4 separate regions of the Homo sapiens genome follow, and regions 1, 2 and 4 are each linked to region 3. The links are chromatin contacts, found by Hi-C or POLR2A ChIA-PET in ENCODE. All regions are on one chromosome and are shown on one strand. Each heading gives the region's core, a stretch centred on a gene start or an enhancer-like site at or near the end of the contact. The rest is flanking DNA. Distances are from core to core; before and after follow the strand shown. Region 1 holds the start of PHF8 (PHD finger protein 8). Region 2 holds the start of GNL3L (G protein nucleolar 3 like). Region 3 holds the start of UBQLN2 (ubiquilin 2). Region 4 holds the start of TSR2 (TSR2 ribosome maturation factor).

Region 1 (6,749 bases), core at 4,244-6,743, 2.5 Mb after region 3:
CAACAGGTCTCCTCACTGTTCCTGCACAGAGGCCCTCCTCTCTCCCAGATCTATAGCCACTGCTACCTGTGCTGCTGCTTTTGCTACTGCTGCCACTGTAGTCACTGGCTTGACGTCCCCTCTGGGCCCTGATGTCCCCCTCTGGTGTGTTTCTGCACACCAGGCGGCCTGTCAAACTGCTTGGTGGCATGCACATTGCCTGCAGTTTCCATAGGCTGTGGGTGCTGCCACTTAGCATATCCCTTCTGCTCATGTCCATGATCCATTGTCACAGTGGACTACACTTAGAAAAGACAAGCTCAAAGATAAAATTATCAATTTCAAGACAGCCACAGCATTACATTAAACCAAGCCTAAGGCCCCTTCTAGGAGCAGAGCTCGGTGAACAGGCACGCCCATGAAGCTGGCCCTGGAGGCGTGGGTTGGTGTTCTCCATTGCTTAGTTTGGCACCTGGGGCACCATCCTGCTAGTTTTTATTTCAAGTGTGTGCAAACCACATTTTGTTTCTGTGTTTCAAATTATGCAAAGAACCATTAATTGATTACCTTCCCATTACATTTATACACCAGTTGCTGTTAAATCCACACTAGTGGTATAAAGGAGTGGTTAAGAGCCTGGTCTCTGAGCCTGTATCACCAGGAACCCCTGCTAGGATACAAACTAGCTAAGTGACCTCCAGCAAGTGAATTAAAGTTTCTGTACTCAGCTTCATCATCCATACAATGCTAACAGTATTGATATCTACTTCATATGGTTGTTCTAAGGATTCAGTGACTTAATGCTTGTAGCGAGTTTGTAACAGTGCTTAGCACAGTAAGTTCTCAGATAATGTTATTTAGTATTATTTTGTCTTTTGTTTTTACTGTCCTTGTACTTTCAAGTCTGTTTCAGAGGACACCTGTTTTTCCTCATGTAAGTTTCCCCCCAATCCCCCCTTTTCCACTCATGTGTTTTATAGTTCACTGTAGCCCTCATCATTTTTTTTTTTTACCTCAATAGCTATAACATATATGTAGAGAAATGAATTGGAAAAGATCCTGCTGAGGTTCCCTCTAGAGAGGTAAGCAGGCATTGAAATGCCCTGTCACGGGGAAAGTTCAGCCTGGCTGTTTGAATGTTTATAATGGGAATGCATTTACATTACAATGGGATGGAACTGAATCTGTGTTATTAAAAATAAATGTTTACAACTGTTAAATGGAGGTGGGATGGGGGAGGTAGGCTTCCAGGGCAGCCTGGTGCTGTGGCAGCCAGGTCCCATCATGGGCTGCATCCTCTGAGACTGGACCAGTCCACACATTTCCAGGGCAGCAGCCAGCTGCCTCCCATCCTTAGCAGTGGCAAGACTTGCTTTGTCAGCAAATCTGACTGCCTCTGGTTCAGACCCCTGGCAGCTTTGCCTTTCCTAATATCCTTTGTCCACTCCCCACCTCTCAAGGACACTGGGGAGGAATTTTAGGAGTCGGGGTAGGAACCACTGTACCTAGGTCCAATGCTACCTCTTGTGAAGCCTTTCCTCACACACCCACTGAATGTGTTTGAATTAACTGTGACTGCCTCTTTGTTCCCACACCACACAGGTTGCTCAAACCTCTATGTAGCACTTAGGGTTTGACCTTTTCCAGCCTCCTTGTTTTGTTAATTTATTAGATCGTCTATTCCCTAAGGGTACACACAGGGTCTCTAATTCAGGCTTGGAGACCCTGACCCCCACCTGTAGCCCACCCAGTCCTCTTGCCCCCATCTTAGGGCTTTAGCACTTTTTTTTTTTTTTTTGAGATGGAGTCTTGCTCTGTCGCCCAGGCTGGAGTGCAGTGGCACAATCTCGGCTCACCGCAAGCTCTGCCTCCCGGGTTCACGCGATTCTCCTGCCTCAGCCTCCTGAGTAGCTGGGACTACAGGCACGTGCCACCACACCCAGCTAATTTTTTGTATTTTTAGTAGAGATGGGGTTTCACCATGTTGGCCAGGATGGTCTGGATCTCTTGACCTCGTGATCCACCCGCCTCGGCCTCCCAAAGTGCTGAGATTACAGGCGTGAGCCACCACACCCGGCCAACACTTTTGATTCCTTTTGCCTTTGTCCCTAGCTAGCTCTTTTTGTTATTCAGGTCTCAGCTCCTGTCACCTTCTCTGAGAACCCTTCCTTGACTACCTTATCTAAAATAGACTGCTTTCCTTTCAAATCATTCTCTATCTCATAACTGGTCTTACTTTCCTGATAGCACTCACCTCAATTGGAAATTCTCTGATTTGCCTCACTTTTTATCCGTCTCCCTTGCTGGAAATGAGTCACAGGAGGGCGGGGACTTGTCTGTTTTGTTTACCCCTAAATCCCCAGTGCCTAACAGTAGGTGTTCAAGAAAATATGTGAATGAAATTCACATATTAATGAAATTTTATTTGATCATTGACTGTTTCCGCCAGTAGACTGTCAGCTGCATGCAGGCCAGGGCCTTATCTGGGGTACCTCAACATCCTCAGCACCTAGCACAGTGCATGATGCATAGTAGATTAATAAAGAACTGTTGGGTGAGGGAATTAATGTTCCACACACACCTGAACTCAACATAGTCCAAATTAAATTTAGTCTCCTCCCCACCAAATCTGTTTTCTCTTCTGCGTAGCCCAGTTCATTCAGTGGCACCGTCATCTATGCTGACACTCAACCCAGAAGTGAACTCACACCCCTTTCACTCACTCATCTGCTATTATCAGTTTCCAAACACTGCCTAGTCAACCTCCAAAATATCCAAATTATCTCATCTTTTTCTACCCTTTCCCAAACTATCCTGGACCAATTTTTTCCCCCCAACACTAGTGAAACAGCCTCATTCCTCCTGACTCCTTGTGAAGCTAAGACATCTTAAACTGCAGGACCTGTCACTTTCCATAGGGTCACATGGTGATGTGTTTTATAAAGTTCACAAAATACATTTAAACAACAATTGGTTCAAAGTGCTGTCCCTTTCCACTGAGGGCCTGGCCATACTTTCCCTTGCATTAGGTGGTGTTGGAGCTGCCTGACATTTTTGAGATCCACCTAAGGGGAAGTTGATTTGGGGGATATATTTAGGTTGGGTTTCATGGGATATTTGTTATTTAAAAATTCATTTTATTTTTATTTTGTAGAGACAGGGTTTCACTATGTTGCCCAGCCTGGTCTTGAACTCCTGGGCTCAAGTGATCCTCCCATCCTGACCTCCCAAAGTGCTGGGATTACAGACATGCAATCTGCACCCGGCCCCATGGTACATTTACATGTGCCTTGTATCACTTCTCTTCGTAATTATTACCCAGGTGAAGGAATTGCTTGTAGAAATACTCTTACTGCCTACCTTTGAACCTAATTTTGTATTCATAAGTCATTTTTTTTTTTTTTGAGATGGAGTCTCGCTCTGTCACCCAGGCTGGACTGCAATGACACAGTCTCGGATCACTGCAACCTCCGCCTCCCGTGTTCAAGCGATTCTCCTGCCTCAGCCTCCTGTGTACGTGGGACTGCAGGCATGTGCCACCACACACGGCTAATATTTTTATTTTTAGTAGATATGGCGTTTCACCATGTTGGCCAGGCTGGTCTCGAACTCCTGAACTTGTGATCCGCCCGCCTCGGCCTCCCAAAGTGCTAGGATTACAGACATGAGCCACCGCGCCCGGCTATTTTTTTCTTAAAGACGTCTCACCCTTCCTCCCCCAAACCATATAAGCTTCAGGTCCCATTAAACCTGGACCTTTCAGTGCAGTGGCTCAGGCCTGTAATCCCAGCGCTTTTAGAGGATCTGAAACCAGGAGTTTGAGACCAGCCTGAGCAATATAGCGAGGCCTGGGCTCTATAAAAAATAAAAAATAACCGAGTGTGGTGGTGTGCGCCTATAGTCTCAGTTACTCATGAGGCTCTGGCGGAAGGACCGCTTGAGTCCAGGAGTTCTAGGGTGCAGTGAGCTATGACCGCCCAGCCTGAGTTGACAGAGTGAGACCTTGTCTCTAAAACAACAAACATAAAAAAAAAAAAAAACCCTAAACCATCCTCTGGGTAAGTCACAAATATGAGACTAAGCTACCCCTGCTCAAAAACCTGTGTTTTCTTTTTGCTAACTGCATACAATCTAAACTCTTTTGCATTTCGCAATCTTTCATGTTGTGACCCTTTACTGTTTGACCTCCTACCTATCTCTCTTCTGTTTTCCTTGTTCCAACAATATTCAACTTCTAGTAAATATTTTTCTATGTGCCTCCATGCATTTGTACACGTTGATCCTTTTGAGTACAATGTTCTCGCTTGTTTATTTAAGTGAACTTAATCGTCCATGTCCCCCTGCCGTCTTTCTTACAGCAGCTGCAAGCAGCTTGTAAGGCTCTTTTGTAGCTTCATGTTGCATTTTGCAAAGGTCATTTTGCAGGTGGTATTTGTGTGCTTACTGTGCCTTCTATTCCAATTGTTTACTCGCAACTTTGTTTCCTGCACTGGCAGATGCCCTCCCACTCCAGAGGCCCTGTTTTCACCATTGCATCCCCAGGGCCTACCCCACCATCACTGGTTAGTAAATTGTGTGCACGCACACATTTCCTTTTTAAAGCAATGGGACCCTTTAAGAAAATGAAATAGTAAGATAACTCCTAGAGAATTTTCTAGAATGTTTGAGAAAACCTAGGCCATCTTGAAGCATATGTACGAAGCTCCACTAACTCAGCAAAGCTCCACTAACTCAGCCTTTCCTCTCATCCCCCCTCCTCTCCCCTCCCCTCAGGCTATAGTCAGAAAATTGTGGGACAGGTGCAAACAAATCCTTGAACTGTATTTGAACTGAAGTGAAACAGTAGGGTCAAAGAAGAGTTCAGAGGGAGTTGTGGAGTTGGCAGCAGCTTTACAGAGGAACTACACTGAGGGCCTGGGGACAGAACGCGGGTAGCACAGGGCACAAGGTTCAACGTCCCTGCTCCGGGACTCAAGTCACTTGGCTTCTCGAAGCCCCTGCCTTCATTTGGTGATAATCACAGAGCTTCCTTCACAGGGGGAAGAACCAACAACGCAGAGACCGTGGGAAAGAGCCCAGCCTATCGAAGGTGCTCAATGAACAGGAGCCGCGGTGAGTACTCCGCCTCTACCCCGGCTGAAGCCCGCCCCCGCCGCCACCTATTAATTTTGTAGTTTGGAGTCACCGAGTTCACCTCCTCTCATAGGAGGAGAAGGCTGGGGAGGAGGAGTGTGCGAGTCGGGGTAGCTGAACTCCCTGTTTGCCCGGAGGAGGGGGAAGGCTAGGAAGTTTCGGGCCCCACTCAAAATGGAGCCAAACGTCTGCCTCGCCTAAGATGGCGGCTTCTCCGCCTCTGGGCTCAAGGTCTTCAGCGGCGATTGGGCACCTTAAAGAGACGAGCGGGTCCAAAGGTGGCTGAGAACCGCCCTCCTTTCTCAAGGTGGCGCCCCGCCCCCCCGATGACGTCACCCGGGAGCCGGCGGCTCGCGGTTCCCCGCCTCCGCCGCGCTCACCTCGCGAGTCCAGCCCTCATAAGATGGCGGTCGCCTTGGTTGTCTGGGTAGCGCCGCCACTCTCAACATGGTAGCTGTTTATCCCGTATTTCTCCTCCCCTCTCCGCCTCAACTTCCTCATTGTTTTGAATAAACTTTATTGACTACTCCGAATTGCCTACCACCGCCACTGGGCTTCTCCCAGCGACTTTTCGGGCCGTGTGCCTCGGACGTGGCGGCCGGTTCATCTCTTTCCCCGTTGGTTTGCTCGCGAGTATCTCCTGCCGGCCCAGCGACGACGCCACTTGCCCGTTCGCCGGGCGGCCGCCAGACTAGGCCCAAGCCGCGGTCTCCAGTAGGCCCGAACGGCCGGGCCGAGGGGAATGTTGTGGAGGAGGCTGCTCTGAAGCACCGTTGAGCGGCTGGCGCCGCGCGACCCAGCGGGGGGCTCGAGGGGAAGGCGAGCGAGGTTCCCGGCGGTACGGGGACTATCCCAGAATTCGACGCGCGTCGCCGTAGGGGCCGGAACTACCGGACGAGCCTCCGCTGAGGCGCTTCGCAGTCCCGGAGCTAGCCCGGCTGCCGGCGTGTCGCTGGGGCTGAGCTCCGCGGGCGTGGAGTCCTTGCAGCCCAAAGCATGAGGAGGTCCCTGTAGGATTCTGGACTGAAGACGTTCTTGTCAGGTTTGGGGCGTGAGGAGGTTCCTGTCAGTTGGGGAAGCGTTAAGATTCCTGTAAGTTTTGGGGGCTGCGAGGCTATTACTGTCAGTTTTAGGATATACTGTGAGGTACCTGAACATTTGGGGAGACTAGGGAGCTCTCATCAGTTTGAGGGGGGGCTGCAAGGAAACGCTGCCAGTTTCCGAGCGATGCAAAAGAATCCTTGCTTAGTTTCGGGAGTGTGAGGAAATTCTAGTCAGTTTGAGGGGTTTTGAATAGATCCTTTTGAGTTTCAGGGATGCAGCCAGAACCCTGTCATCTTTAAAGTACAGAACGAGCTGGTCAGTTTAGAGATTTATATTTATTTCAGTTTTGGGGGTGATGAGACTCCTGACTGGTCGGGGAAGGAATGATATTGAGAGTGATGGAAAGGATTATTTAAACTCTCCGAACACGACCCCAGAACTGTGATTTGAGTTGGGCGCCTAGTCTTGTCTGTCTTGTTCGTGAAGGCTTTGAGTAACCTGAAGAGACTTTCAGGGATCCCTTATCTCTCTCTGGTTGGCCCTATTTCAGGTGGTGAGAGGAGGGTCTTGTCTTGAGATACCCCCAGCCTCAT
Region 2 (6,389 bases), core at 1,160-3,659, 2.0 Mb after region 3:
ATTAAAAGCACAGGATTGGGAGGGGTGGTAAAGGAAACTCACTGTGTCTAAGTTTCATCATGATGACCAGCTTGAAAGCAGATAGGTTCAAATCTGCTTGCTCTCTTCCTGTCAGAATGGGAGAAGAAGCAATTTGAAGACAGCTGGGAATCACAATGCCACAAGCCCCCTCCTAAGTCCCCTAAAGGTAAAATGTTAAAGAACATTATGAGGAAGGCGTAATAATTAGGAAAACTGGGAGAAGCTGGAGCTAAAGCCTCATATGGCTGAGTCCACACAGAGAAGGCAGTGTCATACTACCCAAAGGGAGGAATAGGTCTCAACCTCATCCGGGGTGGAGTCAGTGGCTCAAAGCCACTGGGCTTTGAGCCCAGTGGGGTCAAATGGGGTCAGATGGGGTCTTTGGTCCTTATTCCTCCACACTGTAGTGTTATATTCTAGGTAGGGGACTAGTGCTCAACACCTCCACACTGAGGGGAAAGGGACATGCAAGGATGGTCTATTTCTATATGGGGTGATAATAGTGCCTCTTTTCCCAAGTAGGGGATTCTATATCTCATCTACCCTGGGAGAGGTGGTGGGGAAGGGCGTAAATAGATCTCAGGAGTCTACCCTGGGGAAAAGGGGCCTGAGAACAGGGATTCTTACCTGAGTGTCTATATGGATTGAGATAAGTACAAAATCTTGGAGGAGGGGGTAAAAATCTGTGCCTGCATATGCCTGGGGTCTATACCTTGGTGATTTGGGTTGGGGGGATTGCCATCTGTCCCTCTACTCTGGGGTGCAGAGAAACTGGGGAAACCCACAAAGTGGCTGTGTGCATCTCTGCTGCATGGGGAAAGAATCACAGATCTGTTTATCTCTAGATTGTGGGGATGGGTCCTGCGTCTCTTCACCCTGGAGAGGGCTGTGGTACAGGATCGATATGCCTGATTCCACAACTATGCAGCTTTGAATAAGCGGGTCTGCACCTTACCTGCAGTGAGCTATTCTGGACCCTTCTATGGAAGGTGGACTGTGACAACTTTCATCTTTTATGCTGGTTGAAGTCAGCGGCACACTAACACTGAAAGAAATAGGGGCTCTGGTTCTCTGCATGGGTGGTGTGTGGAGGGGGCTGGCAATGCAGCTATAAATTAATAGATCAGCCCTAATACTTGGGGGTGGGGGCGTCTGTGATTCTACCCTGGGTGGAGAGAAACAGATCTGAGCTCCACTACCTTGGGTAAAGGGGAGAGACCATACGCACTGAACTGCCAGGTAATCAGCGATGTCACTCCCTCTCAACATTACAGGGAGGGAGACCTGCATATCTGCTCCTGTGGGGTATCTCCCTTGCTACATTTAGTGATTCTAAATCTTTGGGGGAGGTAGGGGGAGGTAGGGGGATGATCTGTGTCTACCTCAAAGGGAGAGGAACACATCTGAGCCCCTCTACCCCCACGGCCCCTCAAGGGGCAGACCTGACTGTCTCTTCATGGATTAAGGTCTGTTCCTGTTTGCTTCGAAGCATGTTGGGTGCTTCGAAAAATTACACATTCGGTAAAACGGGGGCTACGGAAGTAGGGATCAGGTCTGATTCTCCACAATGGGGACTCACTCTAACCTAAGAGGAGGGGGCAATTGGCTTAGTTGTCCATAAGCTGAGGCCTGTAACTGCAACCACTTTGGGGACGGGTGAGTTGGGGAGCGATACTGAGGGCTCTGAGTCTACGCGTATGGGGAGGAGGTGCCCTCCCTCTGTATATTAAATGTTTCTAAGCTCCTCTATGCTGGTATGGGGGCAGATACATCAAAGCCTCTGTCTGTCCTGAGGAGGTGCCTCGAGACGGCTGTCTAGAGCCAAGCCAAGGAAGTGCCTTAAGTCGGGAGAAGTCTGCGCTGCTCAGCTGGGTGGAGGGAGATGTCTCTACACGGTTGGGGTGGATGTCCCCCATGCCTTTGGTGGGTCGACTCCTGTCTATACAAGGTGAATGCAGAATGAAGCCTCACTATCTTGAGGACGATCAACGCTTCACCACACAAGTGAAGTTTGTGCCTCTCTACACAGTGTGTCCCGGGTCTACACCTTTCTAGGTGGGATGGGGCAATGCCCCTCTCCCGGCAAACTCCACTCCGCGAAAAGGCAATTCGGCGCGTCTCCACGTGTGCCGCGATCCCTGCCCCTCTTCCGGTCCCTTCTACCCTGGAAGGGATCCTGCTGTTTACCTCTCTATTCCAGGTTGGCGGGCATCTCTGGTTTCACATCCAATAGACGATCCTAACTGCCCGGCCGTCTAGGTGAGCGCACATTGTGAGAAAAGAGGAGAGAAGTTTCTTACTTACACTTCCGGCGGGGATCTGAGAAGCGAGGGCAACACGACAACTCGGTTGAGCGAGCAGAAACTCTCGCGCAGCTAGGCTCCGACTTCCGGATCCCAGGCCGGCGGCGCCCGACTCCGCCCACCGTGCGGTCTCCGCGGGGGGGGGGGGGGGGGGGCGGAGCTTCTGACTGACAGCTCACGCCCGCCCGTCCCTTCTTCGCGACCACGCTGGCCCCGCCTCCTGCCTGCCCCGTAGTTAAGGAAATAGCGGAGGAGGGAGAAGGAGGACGGGGAAATGACCGGGAAGAAGCGGCGGGTCGACTGGTGCGGCCATATACCTTACTTGCAAGCCAAAATTTTGTCTGCGGGCATCTGTCTGGGGTTAAATATGCGTGCTCCCAAATCTCAATAACCAGGCAGTCACCACGCCCGAATCAGACAAGGGTGGGGGATGGTGTCTTTGTCTGCCTGGAAGATGGCGACAGCAGGGTGTGAGAAAATGGCCGCCTGGGTCACGTGTCTGGCCGAGTATTTCCCCACCTGAAGTGAATTGGTTAGCTATTCCCAACCACCTTCCCGGGTCCTTGAGCCCCAGACCATCCCTGAGCACTCCTAGCTTTTTCTGCATACGTTCAGATCTATGGCCATACCCAACCCGAGCTGGAGCAGGAGCCAGAACGACTAGAAGCCTCTCCCACACTAGAAGCCTCTCCCACCCTTTTGCCTTCTTCCCCTCCTACTCCATCCTTCCCTCAATCCCGGAGCAGCGTCTGCAGAAGGGAATGAATTTATATCTCTGGAGTGGGGCAAGTAGGGGTTTCTGAAGCCATCTCAAGGAGCTGGCTGGGAAGTGAGGTCTCCCCCACAAAATAGTAAATATTAGTCTGCAAATGTTTTCTTCTTGATGGTTTAATTCCAGCCCCTCCTCTTCCTCAAGCCTAAACCCTGGGGTGGGGCACAGAGTAGGTGGAACTCTGTGCCTCCGAGGGTGGGTTTGTTTCTCCACTTCAAGCACAGACGGGCTGAAAATGACTCCATCTGTCCCTTTATCCCTTACATAAACAGGACTCACTACCTCTCTACATCGTTGGAGGGCTTCTAACCTCTCATCCTAGAGACACATGAAATTCCTCTGGACCTGAAACCAGCCCTGACCACTTTCACCTTTCCCCCTGCATTTGCAATTTTGCTCTGTTTCTCTAAGACCTAACTCTTGTCACTTCGATGAAACCTTCTCTGACTTTCGCAGATGAGTTAGAAACCCAGAGCACCTTACCTATACAGCTAAGCTAGCACTTATCACAATACTGTAGTTGTTTATGTGACTGTGTCTCCACAGGAGGGTGAACTCCCTGAGAGCAGGGGCCATGTATCTTCAAGCTTTCAACAACACCCAGCACAAGACTGGTATGAGGCAGGCTTCAACAACTGTTTGTTAAATGGGTGAGTTTACAGGCCTGCACCACAAAAAATGGGAAATGGGCTGTTTAGTAGATGGCATTGGGAAATTTGGCTCTCCATGAAAAGAAATATAAAACTGGATCTCTATTTATTCCACCTAAGAGGGTAGACTGTGAATGTGAAAGGTAAAACTATGAAGTTAATATATGCAGGAGAATATCTTTGTGACTTGTGACTGGGGAAGGACTTTTTAAACAAAATCCCAAATGCACAAGATATAAGGGAAAAAATACAATGAAATCTTGTGGAAACTAGTTATTACGACTTTGGAAAACAATTAGGAAGTATCCAGAATAGCTGAAGATGACCCTGGGACCCAGCAGTTCTAGTATTGGAGATGATTGATTAATAGGTAGATAGATAGATAGAGATCACCTCTAAACTTTAACTCCTAGAGAAATTCTTATACACTTGCTCAATGAGCATGTGGAAGAATGTTCATTGCAGAACTGTTTGTAATAGAGAAAAAAATGTGAACAGCCCAAAATTCCACCAACAGGAGAATGAATAAGTAAATTATGGTATAGCCATATGACAGAATACTATGCAGAATACTATAATGAAAAAGAATGAATCATGTTGCATGCATTGACCCAGCTAAATTTCAAAAACACAATACTGAGATAAAATACAAATTGCAGAGGACACATAAAGTATGAAACCATTTATATAAAGTTTTAAAATCTAGAAAACAGCAAACAATGTTGCTTATAGATTATATAGATATATAAACAATAATTTTTTTTTCAGACAAGATGTTGCTCTGTCGTCCAGGCTGCAGTGCAGTGGCTTGATTTCCTCTCCCTGCAGCCTCCACCTCCCTGACTCAAGCCATCCTCCCACCTCAGCCTCCCAAGTACCTGGACTACAGGCATGTACCACCACACCTGGCTAATTTTTGTATTTTTTGTAGAGACAGGGTTTCACCATGTTGCCCAGGCTAATCTTGAGTTCCTGAGCTCAAGTGATCCAACCACATCTTGGCCTCCCAAGGTGCTGGGATTCCAGGTGTGAGCCACCGCCCCCAGCCAACAATAATTTTTAAGGAGAAATACCAAATCCAGAATACTGATTACCTCTGGGGAAGAAAACAAAAGAACAGAATGAGAGAGAGATACACAGGGAACTTCAACTGTTTGTCTAATATTTTACTTTCTAAGCTAGGTGGTAGGTACGTGGGTTTTTGTTATCTTCTCTATACTTATTTGTATGTCCGAAATATTTCATATTTTTTAAAAGACTACAAGGATCTGAAACAAAATGTTAATAATAGTTAAATCTAGATTAGTGGTTCTCTAACTTTCCCCAGCATCAGAATCACTGGGAGGGCTTGTTAGAACACCAATTACTGGGCCTCATGCCCAGAGTTTTGATTCAGTAAGTCTGGTTTAGGGCCCAGGATTTGCATTTCTAACAAATCAAAGTGACATTATCAGTGAATTTAATTTTCTTCCTTGTACTTTTCTGTGTTTTCCATGTATTTGATGAATATTTATTACTTTAGTGAGAGATTGTGTTATTTTTTAAAATCTCTTTCATCTCTACTTCCCACTTTCATTTCCCTCCTATAGGCAGCCATTCAAAGGTGTTTTATGCATATTTTTGCATATATGCATTCTTGGAAAATACGTATTATTGCTTTATGTGTATTTCCTCCTTTTTTTTTTTTTTTTTTTTTGAGCCAGGGTCTTGCTCTATCGCCCAGACTGGAGTGCAGTGGCATGACCTCCACTCACTGCAACCTCCACCTCCTGGGCTCAAGGGATCCTCCCACCTCACCCTCCCGAGTAGCTGGGGAACTACAGGCGCACATCACCATGCCCAGCTAATTTTTAAAGATGTTTTTACTGGTCTCGGCTGGGCACTGTGGCTCACACCTGTAATCCCAGCACTTTGGGAGGCCAAGGCAGGCGGATCACCTGAGGTCAGGAGTTCGAGACCAGCCTGGCCAACATGGTGAAACCCTGTCTCTACCAAAAAGAAAAATACAAAAAATTAGCTGGGTGTGGTGGCAGGCGCCTTAATCCCAGCTACTTGGGAGGCAGAGGCAGGAGAATCGTTTGAACCCGGGAGGCGGAGGTTGCAGTGAGCCAAGATCAAGCCATTGCACTCAAACCTGGGGGACAAGCACGAGACTTCTCTCAAAAAAAAAAAAAAAAGATTTTTTTACTGGTCTCAAACTCGGGGCTCCAGCAATCTGCTTGCCTCGGCCTCCTAAAGTGATGGGATTGTGGGTGACTGCACCCGGCCAAATTTTTATTTTATATTGTTTCCAAATTCAGAACAGTCGAAAGAATGGTATAATGAAAGCCCATATACCCTTATACTTCACCAAATATCATCCTACATAACCACAATACCATTATCAAACCTAAGAAGATTTAACTATAATTCAATAATGCCATCACGTATAGCCCATATTCACATTTCCGCCCAATTATCCCCAAAAATGCAGCTTTCGTTTTTTGATCCCAGGATCTAATCAAGGTTTATGTACTACGTTTCTTTTTTTTTTTTTTTTTTTTTTTTTTTTTGAGACGAAGTCTTGCTCTGTTGCCCAGGCTCGAGTGCAGTGGCGCAATCTTGGCTCACTGCAACCTCTACCTCCTGGGTTCAAGTAATTCT
Region 3 (5,971 bases), core at 1-2,500:
TCGTGCTGGTAGTTGCAGAACTCTGGGTAGCTGGCGGTGGTGCCCATGGATTGGGTAGTGGATCGCGATTTTCTGTGCGGGAAGGCTGCGTACCTTCCCCAGAGGAGGAACTACTCCCCACGGAGGCAAATGGATTACCCCCAAACTGCTCTTGTGCGGCATTCAGCATCGGCTCTTGAATGTCAGTGTACATGCGCCGTAAAGCATTATAGCCACCTGGGATGCTTTCTAGATTGCTAAGAGCCAGGTCTTGATTTCTCATCATCTCTTGCATCATGGCTGGATTCCTGGCAATTTCGAGTGTCTGCCTCATTATGTCTGGGTTGTTGAGCAGGTGACTGATTTCTGGGTTTCTCTGAATCAATTGCTGCATCTGTGGATTAGCCATAATGAGCTGCCTCATCAGATCGGGATTCGAAAGCATGCTCTGAACAAAGGGATTTTCCATTATTTGGATCATCATCTCAGGGCTGGCCATAAGCTGCTGCTGCATCTGGCTCTGGAGCTCAGAGAAGTTGGTCGAGCTCAAGCCCAGGCTGCTAAGGCCTGCAAGTCCTCCCAGGCTCCCCAACCCAAACGGGTTGCTATTTGTGGAAATAGGTGTGGAGTTACTCCTGGGAGTCGACGCCGAGGTAGTGTTAGTTCCCGCGGCATTGCTAGGCTGCGTGGACTGGCCCTGAGGTCGGTTCTGGCTTTTGATGACAAGGTGAACAGTCAGCCCATCATGGATGCCATGCTGGATCAAGGTATCTTGATCTTTTAAGATTTTTCCGGCAAAAATCAGCACTAGCTGATCGGTTTGGGATTTGAAGCGTTTCGAAATCGCTTCCTTAAACTGCTGAACCGAGCTGTTCTCGGGCACCGCGAACTCCTCTTTCTCTTTGGGAGTCTTCACCGTGACTTTGATGATTTTAGGCTCAGCCGGGGCAGCAGCCGAGCCTTGGGCCGCAGCAGGGCCGCGGGAGGGGCGCGGGGGGCCGCTGCTCTCGCCATTCTCAGCCATGGCGGCCGCGGTGACGCAGGCGGGCAGGGAAGGCGCGGGCGGGCGAAAGAGAGAGCGCGAGGGAAGGAGGAAGGAAGGAGGCACCGCCGCAGCGGGCTGGGCCGGGTCAGGCGGGGAGCGCGGAGCACGGTACCTCTGTGATGAAGACTGCGGTTCCCTGGTCCTCCGGTGGAGAAAGGCCTGGGCGTAGGCCGCTGGCTGAGGTCTCCGCGCTCCGGTCTCTGGGCCTCCTCCGCCGCCGCCTTGTGATCCGACCGCGCGCACTCCCAGCAACTCTGGCAGCCGCTCCGCCTGCTGATCCCCGCCCCTTCCCCTCCCCCAGTTCCGCGCTCGCCTCCCCGCCCCCTCTGCTGACGCGGCGCCAGGCCTAGATTGATAGATTTGGCTCGGTCAAAATTAAAAACTTCTGCACTGAAAAGAAAAAAGGGAGAGAGAGAAACAAAGGGAGAGAGAGAAGAGAACAGAACAGTACAGAGCAGGCGAGGCAGAGAGGGTGAGACGGAGAGAAGGAGGCGGTAGAGAGTCAGCTTCTGTAAACGACATTAAAAGACCAATGGAGAATGTATATTAGCAATCTGTAAGGCAGTAAAAGGGTGAAAGCCTGAATCGAACAGATCCCACGTATAAGACGAAAAATGAATAATAAAGAACTCTGACAAAGCAAAAAGAAAAGAGGAACACCTCCAGTAGGGGAAGGGAAGAAGACAGAGCAGGAGCGTGCATTTTACAAAAGGAGTGCAAATGGCCAATAGACATTAAAAAAGGATGATTAATTTCACTACTAATAAAAAGAAATCAAGTTAAAACAATAAAATTCTACTTTTGGCTTATCATATTGGCAGGGAAAAAAATAATGGTAAACCTTCTTGTTGACAGGGACCCTAAAAAATGCCCTCTCAGGCTAGCTGAAGTGTGAATTGTTACAACCATAGGGCAATTTGAAAATATATATCAGCATTTTGAATGTTTCCACCTTTATTTAGAAATGCCTAACCTAGACACTTCGCCTAATAATCGGATGAGGATGCAAAAATATTTATGTATAAAATGTATATACATTGTAGCATTTTAAAATGTTATTTAAATATATTAACTATCTGTTTACATGAGATTAGTTGAGCACATTATCATATTACCATACAAGAAAATATAGAGTGTCTTTAAAGGTATACATGAAATAAACTGTAGTTATAGGGAAATCACAGAGTATTTTCAATTATGCCTTTGTATATTTCTGTACAGTTACAAACTATATAAGAATATATGTTCCAATATCAAAAATACAATAAATATATTTTTATTTTAAAAGCAATTTTTGAACAGTTTGTTGTATATGTAAACCGTATGTGTAAAAAAATCTGGAAGGCTATGCACAAATAAGTTAATGGCTGTTAGTACTGTTTGCTGAAATTATGAATAATTCTTATTTTCTATTTTCATAAGATTTTGAATTTTCTGATGATTTTTGTAAGTATGCACTACAGAAAGGTATTTTGGGGAAGAGTATGGGTAGAAATTGACAGGCACATAATAGTAGTGGCAAACATTGACATATTTACCTAATTTAATTACAGATTAAGTAAGAGCAATAAAGATGTAGCAATGCTGAGAAAGAGAACTTGAAAAATAGAAGAAATAATTTCAAATTTATCTATATATTTCTAACTCTAGGTTAAACCACACAGAAAATTCTTCCCCAACCCCCACCCTCTACCAAGCATCCACCAAAGCACCACTGCTTTCAACATTTAACAGCATTTCAAAGTCATTAGGTCACAAATACTTTAATAAATCTGAAGATAAGAAAAATATATATATACAGGTATGTTATATCCATCGATGGAGAAATGGAAGAATTAATATTATTTTACCTCTCTATTTTATTAATATAATTAATAAAATACAGAGGTAAAAAGATGACTAGCTTTAAATATGTTAATATGTATAGATCTAAAAAGCCAAATTAATTAGTATTAGGTTGATGCAAAAGTAATTGCGGTTTTTGCCATTGAAAGTAACGAATTGTTACTATTATACAATGGTTTTTGCCATTGAAAGTAATAGCAAAAACCGCAATTACTTTTGCACCAACCTAATACATGCCAAACAGCACTCTAATACATTCTTATGTATATTTGAAATATTCTTTTAGAAATATACCAAACTTGCACCCATGAGGAAGAGGAAATGGAATAGGATACAGGATAGTGAGTAAAGGGAACTTAAATATGTAAAAATGCTTTTTATCTTTAAAATGAAAGCAAATATGATAAAATATCAGCAATAGTTAATTATGGGTGGTGAGAATATGAAAATATTATAGGTAATCTTTAATTTCCATAGAATAAAGCTAGATATTAATAATCAAAGTATGAACAAAAAACCAACCATTTGATTATTAAAACATAACTGAATACTTTTGGGGCAAAGTGCAATGTTCTTATTAGAATAAATTTACAAAAATAATGATAATGAGAGCATATACAGCAATACTAATGCTAGGATTTTTCTACGTGTGATCTGAGAACATTGTTAAGAATGCATGTTTCTAGGCCCCACGCCAAACCTACTGAAATAAGTGGTGCACTGGAAGCTGCATTTGTATCAAGGTCCAGTTTAATATTATTTCATTTATTAAGTACTATGTGGATGAACTCAGAGTCAAATTTATACATTCAAAGACTTAAAATATCAAACAACAGATTGAAAATAAGGGAAGTAGGCATTCGAATAAAGAAGGCAACGGAAAATAAAAGGAGGGAAGTGAGGTGACAGCTATAGAATGATAAAAGCAAATATTAATGAATTAACAAACAGAAAAAATAAAATTTGTTAAGTAAATCTAAGAAAGTATTTGAAGAATCAAGTCAAATACACAAATCTTTATTAATTGGCGATTGTCTTGGCTGACAATTCCCTCACCAAAATACACATCAGAGGGGCAAAACCATACTCACCCTCTTGAGGAAACCTTCCAGAAACACACTTCTTTGCATTATCTTTCTTTACCTTAAAAATTATGTGATTGTGATTTTTTGACATTTTACTTCAAAATATATTACTTTTAATGTTTTAAGTTACAATGAAATAAAATTAACATTTTAGTAGTAGAACATACGTATCCTCATTAGGGAAAAGGACAGCATTAATTAGCTGAAACAAAGAAAGCACCAAGAAAAATATACGAACTAGTATTGTGTGAATACATTTAGTCACAGATGAAGGAGATTTTTTTTTTAATAAAAAAGAAATACGTTGTAAAAAGATTGGCTAATGACAAAAAAAAAAAAAAAAAGCCCTGATGACTACATTTCTAGGAAGATAGATATGGCCAAAATATATTCCAGAAGTAGAAGATCTTAACAAACCATGTAAGAGACATGTAAGAAAATGAACAAGGCCAGGTGCAGTGTTTCATGCCTGTAATCCCAACACTTTGGGAGGCCAAGTCAGGCGTATTCCTTGAGCCCAGGTTCAAGAACAGCCTGGGTAACATGGCGGGACCCCATCTCTACAATTTTTTTTTTTTTAAACTAGCTGAGCTTGATGGCTAGTGCCTATAATCCAAGCTACATGGGAGGATGAGGTGGGAGGATCGCTTGGGCCTGGGAGGTGAAAGTTGCAGTAAGCCTTGATCATGCCACCACACTTCAGCCTGGGTTACAAGAAAGTAAATAACTAGTTATTCTAAAAATCACCTTTCTTGTTCGTAGTGGCTGCTGAGCTTACGTTTTTTACCCTCTCTCTTTACCAAATCCCACTGAAGTGACAGAAATGAGAAAAATAATAACCCCCGAACAGTAAGCCTTGATCATGCCACCACACTCCAGCCTGGGTTACAAGAAAGTAAATAACTAGTTATTTTAAAAATCAGCTTTCTTGTTCATAGTGGCTGCTGAGCTTACGTTTTTTACCCTCTCTCTTTACCAAATCCCACTGCAGTGACAGGAATGAGAAAAATAACAACCTCATAACAGTTTTGAAAAGGTGGAAAGAGTGCCATCAATGAACTTTTAAGTTAAATATCAAAATAAATTCTAGATTAAAAAATGAAATCATAAAATTTGCAGAAATATATTAGGGCAAATATTTACATAAGCTAGGCATGATGGTAACCTGATGAAAATGACAAAGAAAAATCATGGATGGAAAAAATTAATAGATTTCATTAAATAAGAATTTTAAACTATATATCAACAATGTAATAAAAATTAAGCAGTTAAAGACAAACAAAAAAATTGCAACATATATAACGCATGAGATCTATCCATGACATACAGACACTTCTTACAAATTTTTAAAAAATGAACGCTCCAAGGGAAAAATAGGCAAAGGATGTTAACCAGTATCTTACAAAAGAAAAAAAAAGTCAGAATGAAAAGAAAAAGGAAAGAAGGAAGAAAGGGAGAAAAGGAAGAAAAAATATGTTATCTCCTTTAAATAAAAAAATACAAATTAAAGTAACTGTGAAATACTTTTTGTCTATAAAATTTAAAAGACCAATATAATATCCAATCTAGACATAGTCAATAAAGACTGCCTAAGTTCAAATCCTGGTTCTATTACCTCTGATTGTAAACTGCATGACTTTGGCAAATAACTTAACTTTTCTGTACTTCAGTATTCTTCATTTATAAAATGATGGACTATTTTGATAATCAAATAAATTAACGTATTTTAAGCACCTACAAGTTTCCTGCTCATAGTATCCACTATAGAAGTATTATTATCATTAGTAGTAGTAGTACAGGAAAGAGGTAACTCATAATCTGCTGGGAATTAAGTTACTTAGTAAGTACAGCTTATTTAAAGGGCAATTTGCTGATAAACACTAAAAGTTTAAGAAAATGTGCAGACAAGTTCACTGAGTAATTCTACGTTTAGGAATTTATCTGGAGGCAGTAATTCTTGCTCTTGGCGTCTTGAGATGATTATACTAAATGTGTTTTCTTCCTGCAGTGTAACTAC
Region 4 (6,508 bases), core at 191-2,690, 2.1 Mb after region 3:
CTGGCCTAAATGATAAAATCAAAGGCACATAAGGGCTTCCATGTCTTATGCTTTTCAAGGGGGCTTCCCACACCCCAGCTTCATTCTCTACCACTCCTCCACCCCCCACGCACACACGCCCATACTCCAATACTGAGCTCCCTGCTACTTTCCAAATATAACACATTATACCCTCATGCCACAGAACTTGAGTGTTGCTCTCTCTGCTTCCCCCACCTAGTTAACTCCTTCTCACTAAGACCCAGCCCAATTCACCACCTCCACTAAGAAGCTGTCTCCCCATCCTGTTACCCCATGCACCCTGAGCTCCTCTTTATCAGAAAATCTATCAATGTTGTAACTATTTACGTGTGTGGATCCTCAATGGATAGTATACTTTCTTGAGAGAGATGACTCTGCCTAATGTCATCTCCAAAGCTAGAAATTGAATGAAGATTTTTTTAAAAACCATACTATGCAACAGGCCCTCTACTGGGCCTCTTGTTCTTGTATATCCCTCAAGACGAGCCTACAGTGTAGATCTTTGCTGTCCAAACAGCCACAGGTGGTTACTGAGCACTTGAAATATGGCTAGGCCAAATCGAAATGTGCTAAAACTGTAAAATACCAGATTTTGAAAACTTAATACTAAAAAATGTAAAATATCTCAATGTTTTATACTGACTACATGTTGAAATATTTCATACACACCGAGTTTACTAACATTGATTTCATCTGCTTTTTGCTTTATTAAAGTGGCTACTAAAAAATTTTAAATTATATGTGACTAGCATAATATTTCTACTGTACAGCGCTCTGGTGGATACTTTTATACGCATTTTAGAAACTAGGAAACTGAGTCTCAGGGAGGTAAACTGCCTTGTCCAGAGTAATCCCACGAGTCAGTGGTACAGCCCGTAAAGCACTGGAATCCAGGATTCTGATTCTAAAAGCTGAATTCATTCCACCTCACCTTTAGGTACCAATCCACAACTGCTCGAGAGGAAATGCAGGCTCTGCGGGATGGGGCTCCTCCTCTCCACACCCCCACACAGGCGGGTCGCGGCGCCTCACATTCACTCACCATTGCGCATGAAGTAATCCTCCACTGCACCCCCCAGCCACTTGGCCTTCTCCTGGCTGTGCACACCCCCGAAGCCATTCTCCACAGCGATCTGTAAACACAGGTCCAAGCCCACCAAGTCAGCTTGGGAGCAGACCTGGAGTAGCCTGGAGGCCGCTTACGCCGCCCAGCCAACTCCTCTTATGCCGCCTAGCCAAGCCTCAGGCACCTAGCCCAACCAACTCCTGTTCTGCCCCGGGCCCTAACCTTGACCTTGCCCTGGCCCTGGCCCCACTGACCTGCAAGGCCGGCCAGGCCTCCAGGGCCGCGCAGACCCCAGCCCGGAAAAGAGCTCGCGCATCTTCTGCAGCGCCCGCCATTATCCGGCCCCAGTCCACGTGACGTCCCGGCGGCCCAATCCCTCTGTAGCTCGGCCCAGGCAGAACGAGACGCAAGCCGAGCCTGAGAACACAGGATTCTCTTTTCCGCAGACCTGGCAGCAAGACTAGAGCAAAAGAAAAATCTGTCAGAGCGATCGATGACACCACCAGAGTTACTCACTTAAATCAAAGGACACCAGACCTGAAGGACGTGTGGGGCCATGGTTTCCGGATCCGTGGGTACTGCGGAGGAAATATGTGGGGAACTTATTACAGATACAGATTCCAGGCCCTGGGGCAGAGGACTCAGTGAGTATAGCCTTAAAAATCTGCATTTAAAAAAAGCATCCTAACATCTGTATAGAATACTGCAACCAACAACAGTAAAATACAATCAGCTCTCCCTATGGGGGGCAGTCCACGTCCGTGAATTCAACTAACCTCAGATGGAAAATATTCAGGAAAAAATTGCATCTGCATTGAACATGTGTATACTTTTTTTCTTGACATTATTCTCCTAAACAGTACAGTATAACAGCTATATACATAGCATTTACACTTTATTAGGCATTATAAGTAACCTGGAAATTATTTATTTATCTATTTTTTTGAGACCGAGTGTCACTCTGTGGCCCAGGCTGGAGTGCAGTGGCGCCATCTCGGCTGACTGCAACCTCCGTCTCCTGGTTTCAAGCAATTCTCGTGCCTCAGCCTCCCGAGTACCTGAGATTACAGGTGCCCACCACCACTCCCAGCTAATTTTTGTGTTTTTAGTAGAGACAGGGTTTCGCCATGTTGCCCAGGCTGGTCTCGAACTCCTGGGTTTAATCCACTTGCCTCAGCCTCCCAAATTGCTGGGATTATAGGCGTGAGTCACATCTGGAAATGATTTAAAGTATACAGTAGAATATTCATAGGTTATACGCAAATACTATGCCATTTTATATCAGGGACTTGAGCATCTATGAATTTTGGTATCCTCCGGAGGTCGTGGAACCAGTCTCCCACGGATACCCAGGGATAACTGTACATGTTTTTCTGAAGTACACAAGAACATTCTCCAGAACAGATCATACACTAGGCCATACAGTAGGCCTCCATAGATTTAACAGGATTGAACATACAAAGTATGTTGTCTGACCACAATGGAAAGAAGTTAAAAATCAGTAAAAAGAAACTTACAAAATTCACAAATATATGGAAATTAACACACTCCTAAGCAATAAATGGGTCAAAGAAAAAAATCACAAAGCAAATTAGAAAACACTTTTAAATGAATGAAAACAAAAACATAAAAAAATGCATGAGATGCAGCTAAAGCAAAACTTAGAGGGAAATCTTTAGCTGTAAACATGCATATCTAAAAAGAAGAGCCGGACATGGTGGCTCATGCCTGTAATCATAGCACTTTGGGAGGTTGATGCGGGAGGATGGCTTGAGCTCAGGAGTTCAAGACCAGCCTGGGCAACATAGTGAGACCCCATCTCTAAAAACAATTTTAAAAATTAGGCCAGGTGTGGTGGCTCACGCTTGTAATCACAGCACTTTGGGAGGCCAAGGCAGGCAGATCACTTGAGGTCAGGAGTTCGAGACCAGCCTGGCCAAGATGGTGAAACCCCGTCTCTACTAAAAATACAAAAATTAGCCAGGTCTGGTGGCAAGCACCTGTAATCCCAGCTACTTGGGAGGCTGAGGCAGGAGAATGGCTTGAACCCGGGAGGCGGAGGTTACAGTGAGCCGAGATGGTGCCATTGCACTCCAGCCTGGGAAACAGAGTGAGACTCTGTCTCAAACTAAATAAATAAATAAATTTGAAAACTAGGCCAGGCATGGTGGCTCACACCTATAATTCCCGCACTTTGGGTGGGCAGATCACCTGAGGTCAGGAGTTTGAGACCAGCATGGTCAATATGAACAAACCCTGTCTCTACTAAAAATGCAAAAGTTAGCCAGGCATGGTGACACACACCTGTAATCCCAGCTACTTGGGAGGCTGAAGCACGAGAATCGCTTGAACCCGGTAGGCAGAGGTTGCAGTGAGCTGAGATCACTCCACTGCACTCCAGCCTGGGCGACACAGTGAGACTCTGTCTCAAACAAACAAACGAACAAACAAAATTAGATGGGCATAGTGGCATATGCGTGTAGTACCAGCCACTCAGGAGGCTGAGGTGGGAGGATTGCTTGAGCCTGGGAGCTCAAGGCTGCAGTGAGCCGTGATTGTGCCACTGCACTCCAGCATGGGGGACAGAGCAAGACCCTGTCTCAAAAAAATAAAAAATGAAAGAATGATATCAAATTAATAACCTACACTTCCACTTCACAAAACCAGAAAAAGAAGAGCAAAGTAATCCCAAGGCAAGCATAAGAAAGGAAATAATAAATAATAGAACAGAAATAAATGAAATAGAGAATTGAAAAACAATAGAGAAAAGAAAAAACAGTGAAGCCAAAAGTCAGTTGTTGTTTTTTGTTTGTTTGTTTGTTTGTTTTGAGATGGAGTCTGGTGCTGTCACCCAGGCTGAAGTGCAGTGGTGCAATCTCAGCTCACTACAACCTCTGCCTCCCAGGTTCAAAGGAGTCTCCTGCCTCAGCCTCCAGAGTAGCTGGGATTACAGGCATATGCCACCATGCCCCGTTAATTTTTGTATTTTTAGTAGAGACAGGGTTTCACCATGTTGGCCAGGCTGGTCTTGAACTCCTGACCTCAAGTGAGCTGCCCACCTCAGCCTTCCCAAGTGTTTGGATTACAGGCGTGAGCCACCGGACCTGGGCGGTTATTTTTTTTTCAGAGATGAAGTCTTTTTTTGTTGCCCAGGCTGGAATGCAGTGGCACAAACATTGCTCACTGCAGCCTCAAACTCCTGGGCTCAAAGGATCCTCCTGCCTCTGCCTCCTGATTAGCTGGGACTACAGGAATAGGCCACCATGCCTGGCTAGTGTGTGTGTGTGTGTGTGTGTGTGGTTGTGTGTGTGTGTGTGTGTGTGTGTGTGTGTGTGTGTGTGTGTGTTGGGAGGGGGTGTCTCACTTTGTTGCCCAGGCTGGTCTTGAACTCCTGGTTTCAAGCGATCCACCTGCCTCGCCTCTCAAAATGCTGGGATTACAGGTGTGAGCAAATGCAACTGGCCAAGTCAGTTATTTGAAAAGATCAACAAAATTTACAAACCCTTAGCTAGACTGAGGAAGAAATAAAAGAAAGAAGACTCAAATTACTGAAATCAGGAACGAAAGAGGACGTATAATTACCGACCAGTCAAAAAAGACCACATATTGTATGATACCATTTATATGAAATATACAGAATAGGTAAATCTATAGAGACAGAAAATACATGAATGGTTGCCCAGGGCTTGGATGGGGAAAGAATAGAGTGTGACTTCTAAATGGCTTCAGGGCTACTTTTGGGGGTGTCGAAAATGTTCTAAAAATTAGACGAGGTAATGGTTGCTGTTATGAGCTAAATTGTATCCACCACCCCCCAAATTCATATGTAGAAACCCTAACCCCCAGTACCTCAGAATGTGACTGTATTGGGAGATAGAGCCTTTAAAAAGGTAATTAAGATAAAATGAGGTTGCATGGGTGGGCCCTAATCCGTTATGACTGATGTCCTTATAAAGAAGGGGAGATTAGAACTCGGTGCAATGGCTCAGATCACTTGAGGCCAGGAGTTCGAGACCATCCTGGGCAACAAAGCAAGACCCCCCATCTCTACAAAAAAATTTTTTTTTTAATTAGCTGAGTGTGATGGCTGTAGTCCCAGCTACTCAGGAGACTGAGGAGGGAGGATCACTTGAGTCCAGGAGGTTGAGGCTGCCGTGAGCCATGATTGTACCACTGCACTCCAGCATGAGTGACAGAACAAGCCCTGTCTCAAAAACAAAAAACAACAAAATATAATAATAAGAGGAGATGAGGACACAGGCAAAGAGGGACACCAGAGAGGTGTACACACAGGGACAACTATGTGAACACACAGTGAGAAAGCTAAGGAGAAAGCCAAGGAGCAAATCAGAAGAAACTATACTAAAAGCCATTGAATTGTACACTTTACTTATTTGTTGATTTATTGATGAAAGTATTTCCTTAAAATTAGAAATCTAATTTACAAATTACAAATTTTTAAAAACTGACAAATGTCACAAACATCTTCTAACCCAGAAAAATAAAATATTACTTTGTTGTTTTGTTTTTGTTTTGTAGATGCAAGGTTTCACCATGTTGGCCAGGCTGGTCTCAAACTCCTGACCTCAGGTGAGCCGCCTGCCTCAGCATCCCAAAGTGCTGGGATTACAGGCATGAGCCACCACGCCCTGCCAAAATAAAATATTCTTATTAATTACATGACTCACCTCTCTACTAATTTTTCTACATTTTTTGATATCAAAGAGTTTATAGAACTCTTCATATGACAAGTATTTTATATTTTCTAGAGAGAACACAAAGAATTCAATTGATTTCAATTCAGTTGAGTAAAATTTTTTATTATTAGTATTTTAGAAAAGTTTCAATTTCACAACTCATTATTAGTAATGTACATTTTAAGATTTTTGTCAAACTTGGGAAAATTTCTAGTTTCTTTTACATGTGAGCTGTAAGATTTCAGGTTATTTTAACTTCTCTTGGCACAGCGACAAATCTTAAACATTCTTCAAATAGACCAGGCTCAATAACCAGAGACCTGGAAGTGGCCTGTGCAAGTGTGGGGCCCTGATGCTTAAGATTGATTTGTTCTACGATAAATCTATCTCTGTGCAATGCCCAGGGAGAAAGGAGCACAGGGACTCATGGGAGTTCAGCAGAGGGTCCCTGACCCAGCCCTGGGGGCTGTGGCAGGCCTCTCGGAGGAGATGACACGTGAGCTGATTCTTAAAGTTTGAGTAGAATTTTGCTGGGTGATGGGGGAGTGTGTGTGTATGGGGGTGGAAGGTGTTACTGAAAGGAGGAAAGAGCCTTCTGTGCAGGGGAAAAATGTGTGCAAATACACAGAGGCAGGAAGCAACATGGTGTGTGATGATAATAAGAGCAGTTCCAGACTGAGAGAGAACCTCAGGGGCATAGCCTCCTCCGTAGCTCCAGAGACTC

What was found. Hi-C counts contacts between places; a loop is a spot of excess contacts on that map. ChIA-PET counts read pairs that join two places held with the same protein, here RNA polymerase II (POLR2A). Pooled maps may share reads with other maps.
Region 1: a loop to region 3 is called in a map of CD8-positive, alpha-beta T cell, with 8 times the contacts of the local background. The contact joins the promoter of PHF8 here to the promoter of UBQLN2 in region 3. A Hi-C loop is called at or near these places in 3 of 168 maps with a recorded cell type or tissue (CD8-positive, alpha-beta T cell and naive thymus-derived CD4-positive, alpha-beta T cell) and 11 of 50 pooled maps.
Region 2: a map of CD8-positive, alpha-beta T cell shows a loop between it and region 3 (10-fold over the local background). The contact joins the promoter of GNL3L here to the promoter of UBQLN2 in region 3. A Hi-C loop is called at or near these places in 2 of 168 maps with a recorded cell type or tissue (B cell and CD8-positive, alpha-beta T cell) and 8 of 50 pooled maps.
Region 4: a loop to region 3 is called in a map of CD8-positive, alpha-beta T cell, with 11 times the contacts of the local background. The contact joins the promoter of TSR2 here to the promoter of UBQLN2 in region 3. A Hi-C loop is called at or near these places in 1 of 168 maps with a recorded cell type or tissue (CD8-positive, alpha-beta T cell), 1 of 37 single-sample maps with no recorded cell type and 7 of 50 pooled maps. POLR2A ChIA-PET finds 5 or more read pairs at or near these places in 1 of 52 experiments (GM12878).

What each region holds. Positions count from the first base shown.
Region 1 is chrX:54,043,217-54,049,965 of GRCh38, reverse strand. It overlaps PHF8 (PHD finger protein 8), which reads left to right and starts at 5,493. Exons shown (of 22, transcript NM_015107.3): 1 at 5,493-6,204. RefSeq lists silencers at 1,276-1,570, 5,382-5,551 and enhancers at 4,902-5,361, 5,572-5,821.
Region 2 is chrX:54,526,239-54,532,627 of GRCh38, reverse strand. GNL3L (G protein nucleolar 3 like) reads right to left here and starts at 2,409. Exons shown (of 16, transcript NM_001184819.2): 1 at 2,209-2,409; 2 at 43-108. The coding sequence starts at 61. RefSeq lists enhancers at 2,004-2,263, 2,274-2,333, 2,784-2,833, 2,488-3,008.
Region 3 is chrX:56,558,906-56,564,876 of GRCh38, reverse strand. It overlaps UBQLN2 (ubiquilin 2), which reads right to left and starts at 1,250. Exons shown (of 1, transcript NM_013444.4): 1 at 1-1,250. The coding sequence starts at 1,003. RefSeq lists enhancers at 254-313, 324-523, 920-1,547.
Region 4 is chrX:54,435,336-54,441,843 of GRCh38, reverse strand. It overlaps TSR2 (TSR2 ribosome maturation factor), which reads right to left and starts at 1,440. Exons shown (of 5, transcript NM_058163.3): 1 at 1,342-1,440; 2 at 1,064-1,154. The coding sequence starts at 1,422. RefSeq lists an enhancer at 1,673-1,722.